2 separate regions of the Homo sapiens genome follow, and region 1 is linked to region 2. Evidence: chromatin contacts called from ENCODE Hi-C or POLR2A ChIA-PET data. All regions are on one chromosome and are shown on one strand. Each heading gives the region's core, a stretch centred on a gene start or an enhancer-like site at or near the end of the contact. The rest is flanking DNA. Distances are from core to core; before and after follow the strand shown. Region 1 has its middle 140 kb from the start of LINC01808. Region 2 has its middle 70 kb from the start of LINC01808.

Evidence for each region. Hi-C counts contacts between places; a loop is a spot of excess contacts on that map. ChIA-PET counts read pairs that join two places held with the same protein, here RNA polymerase II (POLR2A). Pooled maps may share reads with other maps.
Region 1: a map of mammary epithelial cell shows a loop between it and region 2 (12-fold over the local background). The contact joins two enhancer-like sites. A Hi-C loop is called at or near these places in 5 of 168 maps with a recorded cell type or tissue (Calu3, MCF 10A, PC-3 and 2 more), 1 of 37 single-sample maps with no recorded cell type and 3 of 50 pooled maps. POLR2A ChIA-PET finds 5 or more read pairs at or near these places in 5 of 52 experiments (AG04449, AG04450, MCF 10A and 2 more).

The regions. Positions count from the first base shown.
Region 1 is chr2:19,609,304-19,614,151 of GRCh38, forward strand. No RefSeq gene overlaps it. Among named protein-coding and RNA genes, the nearest start is that of LINC01808, 140 kb to the left of the region's middle. Within about 2 kb of position 2,673, at least 4 of the 41 ENCODE cell types and tissues checked have a DNase peak (open chromatin) inside an H3K27ac peak, as active enhancers do; they include PC-3, PC-9 and mammary epithelial cell, where a contact is called at or near this core.
Region 2 is chr2:19,535,998-19,541,260 of GRCh38, forward strand. No RefSeq gene overlaps it. Among named protein-coding and RNA genes, the nearest start is that of LINC01808, 70 kb to the left of the region's middle. Within about 2 kb of position 2,519, at least 11 of the 41 ENCODE cell types and tissues checked have a DNase peak (open chromatin) inside an H3K27ac peak, as active enhancers do; they include PC-3, PC-9 and mammary epithelial cell, where a contact is called at or near this core.

The sequences.
Region 1 (4,848 bases), core at 1,423-3,922, 73 kb after region 2:
ATTTGCATCATCCAAGTGCTTTGCAGAGCTTTAGCAAAAGTATTCTGAGTGTGAACAAACAGTAGAGACTGTGCTTGGAACAAGCTGGACAGAGTTCACCTTCCCGTGGGGAGCAGGGAATGTTGGCTTTAGGACCAGACCTGCTCTCTGCTTCTGGCGCCATGGCAGCACGCTTGCACGAGGCCTTTGCTCCCCTAGCATTGGAAGCCACTCCAGCCTTGAGTGCCAGCTCGGCCACCTGAATGGAAGACAAGAGCTCTTTGGCAGCCAAGATGCCCCAAGTTCTTCCCATTTTTATTCCACTCATTCTCTTTCCTCTTCCCCTCCCATGTCTCTGGCTACTCGTTCCCAGGCCCATCCCTGGACTTCTCCTCTTCTGCCCAGCCTTTACCTGTTTGTGTTTTCCAACCTTCTCTTTGGCCCACTGCTTTCCTCACTCATTCTACCCTTGCTAGACATGCTAATTCCTTCTCTTGGCTTTAACCCCTATACTGAGGGCTTCCAAATCCACAGCCCCAGGTGAAAGCTCTCTCTGCTCACTTCTTCAGTGTTCTAGGACCCATTCTACCCCACACATCCTGATTTCCTTTTGCTGTGTCCCTTCTGTTGGAATACCCCACCATTTCTTCAATCTCTGCCCCTGAAACTTTGCCTGATTAGGAAGACAACAGGATGAGGTGAAAGCACATGGAACTTGAAGCCCTGTAGGGTTCAAGTTCTCACTCTGTGTATCTGGATCACCTACAGGTCTGTGTGTCTGGATCACCGATCTCTACCTCAGTTTCTTCATCTGGACAATGACACTAAAGCTGCAGGGCTGTCAGGAGGATTAAGTAAGGTAATGCAGGTGAAAGGTTCTGCACAGAGCTTCACTCATAATCAGCCCTAAATATGTGGTGCTGACATAATGGTATTAATAACAATAGCAGCATCAGCAGCAGCAGCAATGGTGAGAACAGATAATAACTGAAGACTGCCTGCCCGTCTGATAGCATACTCCACTTCCCCAGCTCCAGTGGGACATAAACTGCCAGCCCCACCTGTGACCACTGCTTCCTCCTGTTCTTGCCCCACCCTGGTCCCTCCTTACCTCATCTGTGCTCTAAGTAGAGTGAATCTTTTTACCTACCCCCAAAAGAACCCCAATATGACACAGAATATTCCATTAATAGTCAAAAACATTAGACGCTTAATAGGCAACAAACCTATTTTTCCACTGACTTCTCTAAATGCTCACTTCTGAAACTACCTCCACTCTCAGCTGCTTGGGTAGATGATAACAGCTACCCTGGCCCAAGGGCTGTGGGGATAGCTGGTAAAGGAAGGGGCTACAGTGGGGCTCAAAAAGGAAATCAAGACACAGCAGAACTGAAAAGAGTAGAGATGCTCCAGTAAGCTGGACAATGTGTCCTTGACTGTGGAGCCAGGAGCTCTGAAATGAATTTGGTTATCTACCTGATAGCAACCTCAGAGGGTAAGGATGTCCTTCGAGTCCCTTAATTCCCTTAGAAACACAATGAAGGCCAGGCTCAGTGGCGCACGCCTGTAATCCCAGCACTTTGGGAGGCCAAGGAGGGTGGATCATCTGAGGTCAGGAGTTCGAGACCAGGCTGGCCAACATGGCGAAACCCCATCTCTATTAAAAATATAAAATTAGCCGGGATGTGGCACGTGCCAGTAATCCCAGCTACTCAAGAGGCTAAGGCAGGACAATCGCTTGAAGCTGGGAAGCGGAGGTTGCAAGGAGCCAAGATCACATCACAGTACTCCAGCCTGGGCAACAGAGTGAGACTCTGTCTCAAAAAAAACAAAACAAGACAAAACAAAACAAAAAACAACCAATAGAGACCTTTAGATTTTGGGTTTCTATGTTCTCAGTTTGAAGGTATTTTCATTTCTTAGTTTTTAAACTTATTGGATGAAATAACTATAGTTTTCTTAACTTTTTATCAAACTATCTTTCTCAGCTTCAGCTAATGTCCACCTTCATTCCAGAATTCCATGATTTGGTGAACAAGACATGTTAATACCATCTATACCCTTCACACCTTCACAGAGACCAGTGACACTCTCTGTTACTCTTTGTTTTTACAATCAGAAGAGCCCCTACCCCCAAGAAAGCACTATAGTTCTAATGTAAATGGAGCTTAGCACAGCATCAGAAAACTGGAGCTCATCAACTCCGCAATATGGTACCTGACTCTGAAGACATCTCCACAAACAGTGCTCCCAGCCTTTTTCTCCTCTTGGTGCACATAGAAAATGATACCTTTTTCATGGCTTTCCAGGGTAAATTGAAGGAGCTGCTCACAGCTGGAGGTAACTAGGCCACAACTCTGGAGAGCCCCAGAACCTGCCCGGCTGCCCCAAGAATTAAGAGGATCAGTATCTCAGACACACCTGTAATCCATTTGTAGCAACTTGGCATGCCCTGGCACCCCGTTGAGAAGCTCTACCCAAAAGGTTGTCGTATTGCCTGAGAGACCAATAGAATGCTTATTCCATTAAATAAGACCTTCTCTTCAGAAAGCCCAAGTCTATTTTTCACCTCCGTGTTAGCTTCCCTGAAATATGTTTCCCATTCACTAGTTAGTGCTTTGTCATGCTCAGCAAGGAGGATGATCTGGTGGCCACAGTAAAGAAAGAATCAGGAGCCATGTGGATTCTAAATTTATGATTCAGCAGCCATGGCTTCTGACTCACTCACATTAGATGACCTGTGGAGAAAACCACTGGACTTTGGACAGGCCCTGATGAGATGAGCTGGAAAATAATATCACAATGGGTTTCTACTGGCAACCAAACACTATGTGAAAGTTGAGACTTCCTGAGCAGATAAATTAAAAGCAAGCTGTACAGGAGCATCATGACAAAAGCCATATGTTGAACTTCAGCAGATGCAGGACAGAAAACCACAGAGCCTATCATGTCACACAGCATCACCTCTTGTACACCTATAAACTGCTGAGCTGTGTCAACAAAGTCACCTGGTCACTGTCCTTTCTGTGTGTCACAAGTATACTAAGTTGTAAAATCTGTGGACTCGGAAGCCAGGTAGGCCTGAGGTAGAATCCCGGCTTGAATACATCTGAGCTATGTAATGTTGGGCATGGCACTCAGCTTCTTGAGGTGTCAGCTGTGTTCTCTATAAAATGGGGATAAATGTGTGCTCATAATTTTCTCCATAAATACCAAAAAAAATTGACAGCAATTCAGCAATGATTTTTTTTTGACATAGTCTCGCTCTGTCACCCAGGCTGAAGTGCAGTGGCACGATCTCGGCTTACTGCAACCTCCGCCTCCCGGGTTCAAGCAATTCTCCCTGCCTCAGCCTCCCGAGTAGCTGGGATTACAGGCACCTGCCACCACATCTGGCTAATTTTTATATTTTTAGTAGAGATGGGGTGGCCGGGCTGGTAATTTTGTATTTTTAGTTTTTGCCATGTTGGCCAGCCTGATCTCAAACCCCTGACCTCAGGTGATCTGCCCACCTTGGCCTCCCAAAGTGCTGGGATTATAGGTATGAGCCACCACGCCTGGCCTCAGCAATGATTCTTGACTTTAGGAAATAACCAAGACAAAAGAAAAATAGGCTACTTCTTTAAAAGAAGTTCAATGGATACACATGAGAGGCTGTCCCTCAGAAGCCAAGAGAAAAACAGGGATGTCCCCCCATCACCAACCATAGTTTCACACAATATCAAAAGTATTAGCAGAAGAAATAATAATAATAAAGGTCTACAAATTGGAGGGGAACAGTTCCACTTTCAAATGAGCATGGAATAGAGGTGCTTTTCTTGTAAAATGTTTCTCACTCCTGCTGGAAGGTTTTCCCTGTGCCTCCTGCTAAAAGTCCTGGGCGGTATACACAGCAAAAACATAAGAAGCCTGAAATGTAGAGAGAAAGATTCAGACTGACTAGGAGCCTCAGGACCCAGGTAATAACATGATAGAGAGTTCCCTTGGTTTTTTTCTTGCCTAATCTATCCCAGATCGGGCGCTGGAGAAGCCAGCAATCCAAAAACACCAACCAAAACAAACAAATAAGCAAAATAAAATTCCAACTAGTGCCAGTTCTCTCTAGATAAAGGAACAGGAAGGGACAACCTGGCAAGACAGAGAAGTTTAGACATTGACCTCTCTGCCCTAGAGAAACACCATGGGATAAAAATGGCCATACCTCCAACCTCATCAGCAAAGACTGAGTGGGAAGCCTGGACTTTTACCTTCTTCACCTGGCTGTAACATGGAACCTGACCCACCCACCACAAAACCTCTCTACCACTGGTGTGGTGTCAGACAACAAGTGAGAAGCCAGGATTTTCAAGTGAAAAATAAACTTGGGACTTTCTGAAGAGAAGATCTTATTTAATGGAATAAGCATTCTGTTGGTTTCTCCTGGTCTCTCAAAGTCCAGTGGTTTTCCACAGGTCATGCCTGGCTGCAATGAGCCCTCTCCCCATGGAGTCAGTAGAAACTAGGTAGGAATTCTGAACTTCTACCCCCAACAAATGGTAATGAGCTGCACTTTCTCCACCATGCCTGTATCAGGAGGCCTAATGGAGAGGCAGGACCTTCTCACCATCCAGTGGTAAAAAGGATGCCCCATGTATGTGATGTCAGTAGAAGCCACATGGAGAGCAGTAAGAAGGCACCCCTCCTATACCAACTAGGGTAATATAAATGAAAACCTAGGAGGGAACCTAAATTTCCACTCCTACCTAAGGAGTAGATGCCCTTGCCTCATCCCTCCCCACCCACCTCCCTGCTACTTAGGTCAAGTGGGGAACTAGGACCCACCTGGCAATAATGAGGCAGGACACTCATTTCCCTTCCAGAGTGATATCA
Region 2 (5,263 bases), core at 1,269-3,768:
ATCGTAAACTTTTGCTCCAAGAACTACCACATGAACATACCAAGAAAGCCAAGAGAATCCACAGACTTTTGAAGGAACTGGATTACCACTGCAGACTCCCTGAGATGCCAAAAAACTGTGAGTCTGCTTGCTTTCTCAATGGGGGAGGCTCGTGGTCTGGGGCAAGTTCTCAGCCCTGGTCACTGGCTGCCCGGAAATAGACTCAAACTCTCAGCCCTGGTGCTGTTGGGGTGCATGGTGGGAGTGAGATTGGCCTTTAGGACTGTGGGCTGTATAGGAGTGGGATGAGGCCTGTGACTGCAGGCTTTTCTTCACTTCCCTCATGACCTGTATGACTCACCAGAGGCAGCCATAATCCCCCTGGGAATGTAACTCCATTGAACTGGGTACCACACCCCCATTTCCCACATGCAGCAAGTCCCACCCAAGGAGAAGCTGAGCTCAGACATGCCTATCCCTGCCCCGACCTGGTGGTCTTTCTCCACCCACTCTGGTAGCCAGAGACAAAGATCATAATCTCTTAGGAGCTCTATGGCCCTGCCCACTGCCTAAGAAACCTGAATACTTAACCCAGGTGTCTCTAGGGCAAGTTTGCATCCTCCCTATAGGACTGCAGCTGATACACTCTTGAAATTGCCACCTCCTGTCTGGAGGCCAAACCAATACAAAGCCAGCGCGCTAAACAACAAAACCAAGAACCCTCACAGAGTCCACTTCACTCCCCTGCTACCCCCACAAGAGCAGGTGCTGGTATCCACAGCTGCAAGACCTGAAAATGGGTCACATCACAGGACTCTTTCCAGACCAGCCCAGAGCTCGGTAGCTGTGCTGTGTGGCTAGACCCAACAGAGCAAAAACGATCACTGCAGTTCAGATCTCAGGAAACCCCATTCCTAGGGGAAGGCAGAGAACACCACATCACTAAAGCACCCCGTGGGACAAAATAATCTAAACAACAGCCCTTGAATCCCAGATCTTCCCTTTGATCTTCCCTCAGTCTACCCAAATAAGAAGGAACCAGAAAAACAATTCTGGTAATATGACAAAACAAGGTTCGTTAACACTCCCATACCAGCTCACCAGCAATGGATCCAAACCAAGATGAAATCTCTGAATTGCCAGAAAAAGAATTCAGAAGGTTGATTATTAAGCTAATCAAGGAGGCACCAGAAAAAGGTGAAGTCCAACTTAAAGAAATCAAAATAATGATACAGGATATGAAAAGAAAATTCTTCAGTGAAGTAGGTAGCATAAATAGAAAACAGTCACAACTTCTGAAAAATCAAGGACACACTTAGAGAAATGCAAAATGCACTGGAAAGTCTCAGCAATAGAATTGAACAAGCAGAAGAAATAACTTCAGAGCTCAAAGACAAGGCTTTTGAATTAACCTAATCCATCAAAAACAAAGAAAAAAAAGAATTTTAGAAACTGAACAAAGCCTCCAAGAAGTTTGGTACTATGTTAAACGTCCAAACCTAAGAATAATTGGTTTCCCGAGAAAGAAGAGAAATCTAAAAGATTGGAAAATGTCTTTGAGAGAATAATCAAGAAGAGCTTCCTCAACCTTGCTAGAGATATAGATATCCAAGTACAAGAAGCTCAGAGAACACGTGGGAAATTCATTGCAAAAAGATCATCAACTAGGCACATAGTCATCGGGTTATATAAAGTCAAGACAAAGGAAAGAAGAGCTATGAGGCAAAAGCATCAGGTAACCTATAAAGGAAAACCTATCAGATTAACAGCAGATTTCTCAGAAGAAACCCTACAAGCTAGAAGGGAGTGGGGTCCTATTTTTAGCCTCCTTAAACAAAACAATTCTCAGCCAAGAATTTTGTATCCACTGAAACTAAATTTCATAAATGAAGGAAAGATACAGTCTTTTCCAGGCAAACTAATGCTGAGAGAATTCACCACTACCAAGCAAGGACCAGACTGAAAGAAGCCAGACACATAAGGCCACAAAGTGTATGATTCCATTTATATAAAATATCCAAAATAAGTAAATCCATAGAGACAGAACGTAGATTAATGGTTGCCAGGGTTTCAGGGGAGAGGGAGAGGAGGAGTGAACACTTTACAGGTACAGGGTTTCTTTTGGGGTAAAACAAATTCTAGAATTAGGTAGTGGTGATGGCCGTACACCATTATAAATGTTCTAAAATCCACTGAATCGTAAATTCTGAAATAGCTAAAATGGCAAATCTTATGCAACGTAAATTTTATCTCAATAAAAAAAATTTTAAACAAAGAAGTGCCATAAAATCTCAGATAGGATTGAAAGAAAAGTATTTTACAGATCAGTGCTTTTTTCCTCACTTTTTTATTTGTTTTCATGGAAATTACCATATGTAGGGAAAACTATGCTTTTACTACAAGTTCAGGCTGTGCGATGAACTGAAAAAAAAAAAAAAAAATCCAGAGATTTCAGAGTCAGTTCTGGCTCTGACATTAAAGAACCGTATGATTCTGGGGAAGTCCCTTTTTCTCCTCTGGGCTGCATTCACCTCAGATGACACCATGGTGTCCACCTGTGCAATATATGGGCTAGGCCTGGTCTGGATCCAGGAACTACATAGAAAGGCCATGAGTCAGTTCTGAGCCTGACTCATTACGAGATAGGTTAATGGTAAAGCAAGAGGAGATAGGAAACAATTCAGAGTTTTTCCTACGTCTTCCCCTGAATTATCCTCATCTGTGGGCAAAATGCTCAAGAATGATATTTTTAAAAGGGTGACGATATTTGGTTAAAATGTCCACGGAGGAAGGGGAGGTAAGGACTGTGAGAAGCGTGCCCAAACCACAGAGCTTCCAAACTGCAGTCCACATCACCAGCAACAGCCCTAATGAGCTCTGTGCTGGACACTCCCCACTGAATTACATAATACATTTCCGTTTCATTTCATGAATCACAACTTGGGATACAATGTTCCTGGGTTGCAGTTGATATATTTTAGAGATTACCAAATATTTCAAAAAGAAAAATTGATTTTATTAAATTCATATGTAAAATGTCTGTATGTCAGCCAACTTATTTATTTTCAAATTTGAGATTTTCTTAAATGTTGTAGTTACAGCTCAATGTCAAGAGAGTTCTCAATAAACCCATTAATGAATAGCGAGACTGCCGTTGCCCCTGGATTCTTCATTTCTTTTGAGAGTTCAGTTCCTGGTTGATGACGGTGGGTTTCATTTCAGCTGCCCCTCTTGGGTGAGAATGAGAAAAAAAGTGGTAGAGCTTCAGACCACGGATCAGGGGAAGTGGAACTCACATAGGCAACTATGTAACAGTGAGTTTTGTTCACTATAAGACTACAGTACAAGCCGTATATACAAACATTAACTCCTTTGCGGCTGTCAATGTTACTGGTATCCATCAGGACTCACTGGTCTTTTCTCAGGGCGACAAGGGAGCTAGAACGCAGGTCTGTGAATCAGAAAGACACAGTTCAAATCTTAGCTCAGCCACTGGCAGCTGTGCAACTTTGGGAAGGCTATTTAACCCCCCTAAGCTTCAGTGTATTAATCTGTAACGTGGGAATAATAAAAATGCATGGGTCATGAGTGCTTGCAAGGACTAACGACAGGAGATATGCAGAGTGATTAGCATAGTGCCTAGCACATAGTAAGTGTTCAATAAATACTAGTCATGTGTAATTGTTGTTATCCTACCTTAGAAGCAGCAACTTTGAATTGTAAATTGAGTTTGGGCTGATCTAGTATGTCCTGAGTTCATTTTCAAAACTTATGATCAAGTTCACTTTTGTGAAGGCACATACTCTTTGAGAATGTGAACTGGCTGTACATCATTCATTCATTTGTCATTTCTTTATTCAGTCATTTACTTACTATTTTGACCATCATCTATGTGCCTGACAGAATGTTAAACCTTAAGGGAACAAAGTTGGGAAGAACAAAACACAGTTTCTTTCCTCCAGGTTCTAACTGGGGAGAAAGGCAAATATTGTGGTGAACACAAGCTGAAAGTGATCAAAATGCTTCAGGAGCAGAGAGGAAGCCCATCTGAACCTAAGGCGGATGCTGGGCATAGCAGGGCCTTCCCTAGTGGGCTGCTGTGCACGTGAAATGAGACCCAGTGTGGGAAGAGAAAAGAGCTATGTGTGAGGGGGACAGGCCACTCAGAGAGATGCAGATGGATTACTTCAAAATACATGAGAGTGGGTCCAGGGAACTGCATTTTTAAGTGTCTACTATGAGCCCATTTTACATTTGTTAATTCAACAACAAAACCCCCATTTTCCAGATATGAAAACCAAGGCCCGGAGAGATTTTGTACCTGGCCCAAGATCATGCAGCAGGCCCAAAGCTGTCAAAATTTTGCCAAAGCCCAAGCTCTTTGCACAGGATCATACCACCTCTTTATGCTACTACATATTCTATAATAAGGCCTAAGTGATTGGTATTGATTAGCAAATCCAAAGAGGCTTCCTTGGTCTTATGAACTAATATACATTGCACCAATCAGCACTGAATAGTATACAGACAGTCTAACTATAATTTCTTCCAGAGCAATAATGAGCAGGTGATAATTCACTGCCTCAGCACCCACAATGCATTTGGCCTGCATTCTCACACCCCAGGTGAAGTTTTTCTAACAAAACGCAGGTGCAGTAGGGGTGTTTTCAACTCTTACTAGAGAATACAAAAAACAATGCTTAGTTTATAAAAGAATAATGTAACACTACTAGAATATTGGCTTTTTTCACTTTTTGACCCCTAAACATCTGTAAATAGAATAATATCTGTTATTTTTGCATTGTTATTAACCAGGAAGTTTGGTCTTGCCATAGACAGAGTTCACAGGGCTGGGAGTTGGTGCTTGTGTGCCTTGCAGACTCTGTCCCTCAGGGTGACACCGCCAACTTAATGCTTGCAGAGCATTTGTGGTTTATCAAGCACTGCACTTTCTCTTTCTCATTTGACGCTCACAGCAAATCTGGAAGGGAAGCAGAAGAGATATTTCCACCTCCAATGAACAGAGCTTAGGGGACACACATGGAGTAAAAAGGGCCAGCGCTGATCCATAATTGCCTGCCTCCCAGTCCAGTTCTGTTCCCTGCGCTGTGTTGTCTCCTAATTGCTCTGTTCATTTTGTACCTGTGAGGGTTAACTGGGAACACAGGAGTTCTGTTAAATATCACAGTAGTTAGTACATTTTAATCCTGATCCCCCAGCCTACTGTAGCTGCTGTAAAATATATGGCAATAATTTCCTGAGGCAGGGTAATGTATAAGGAATG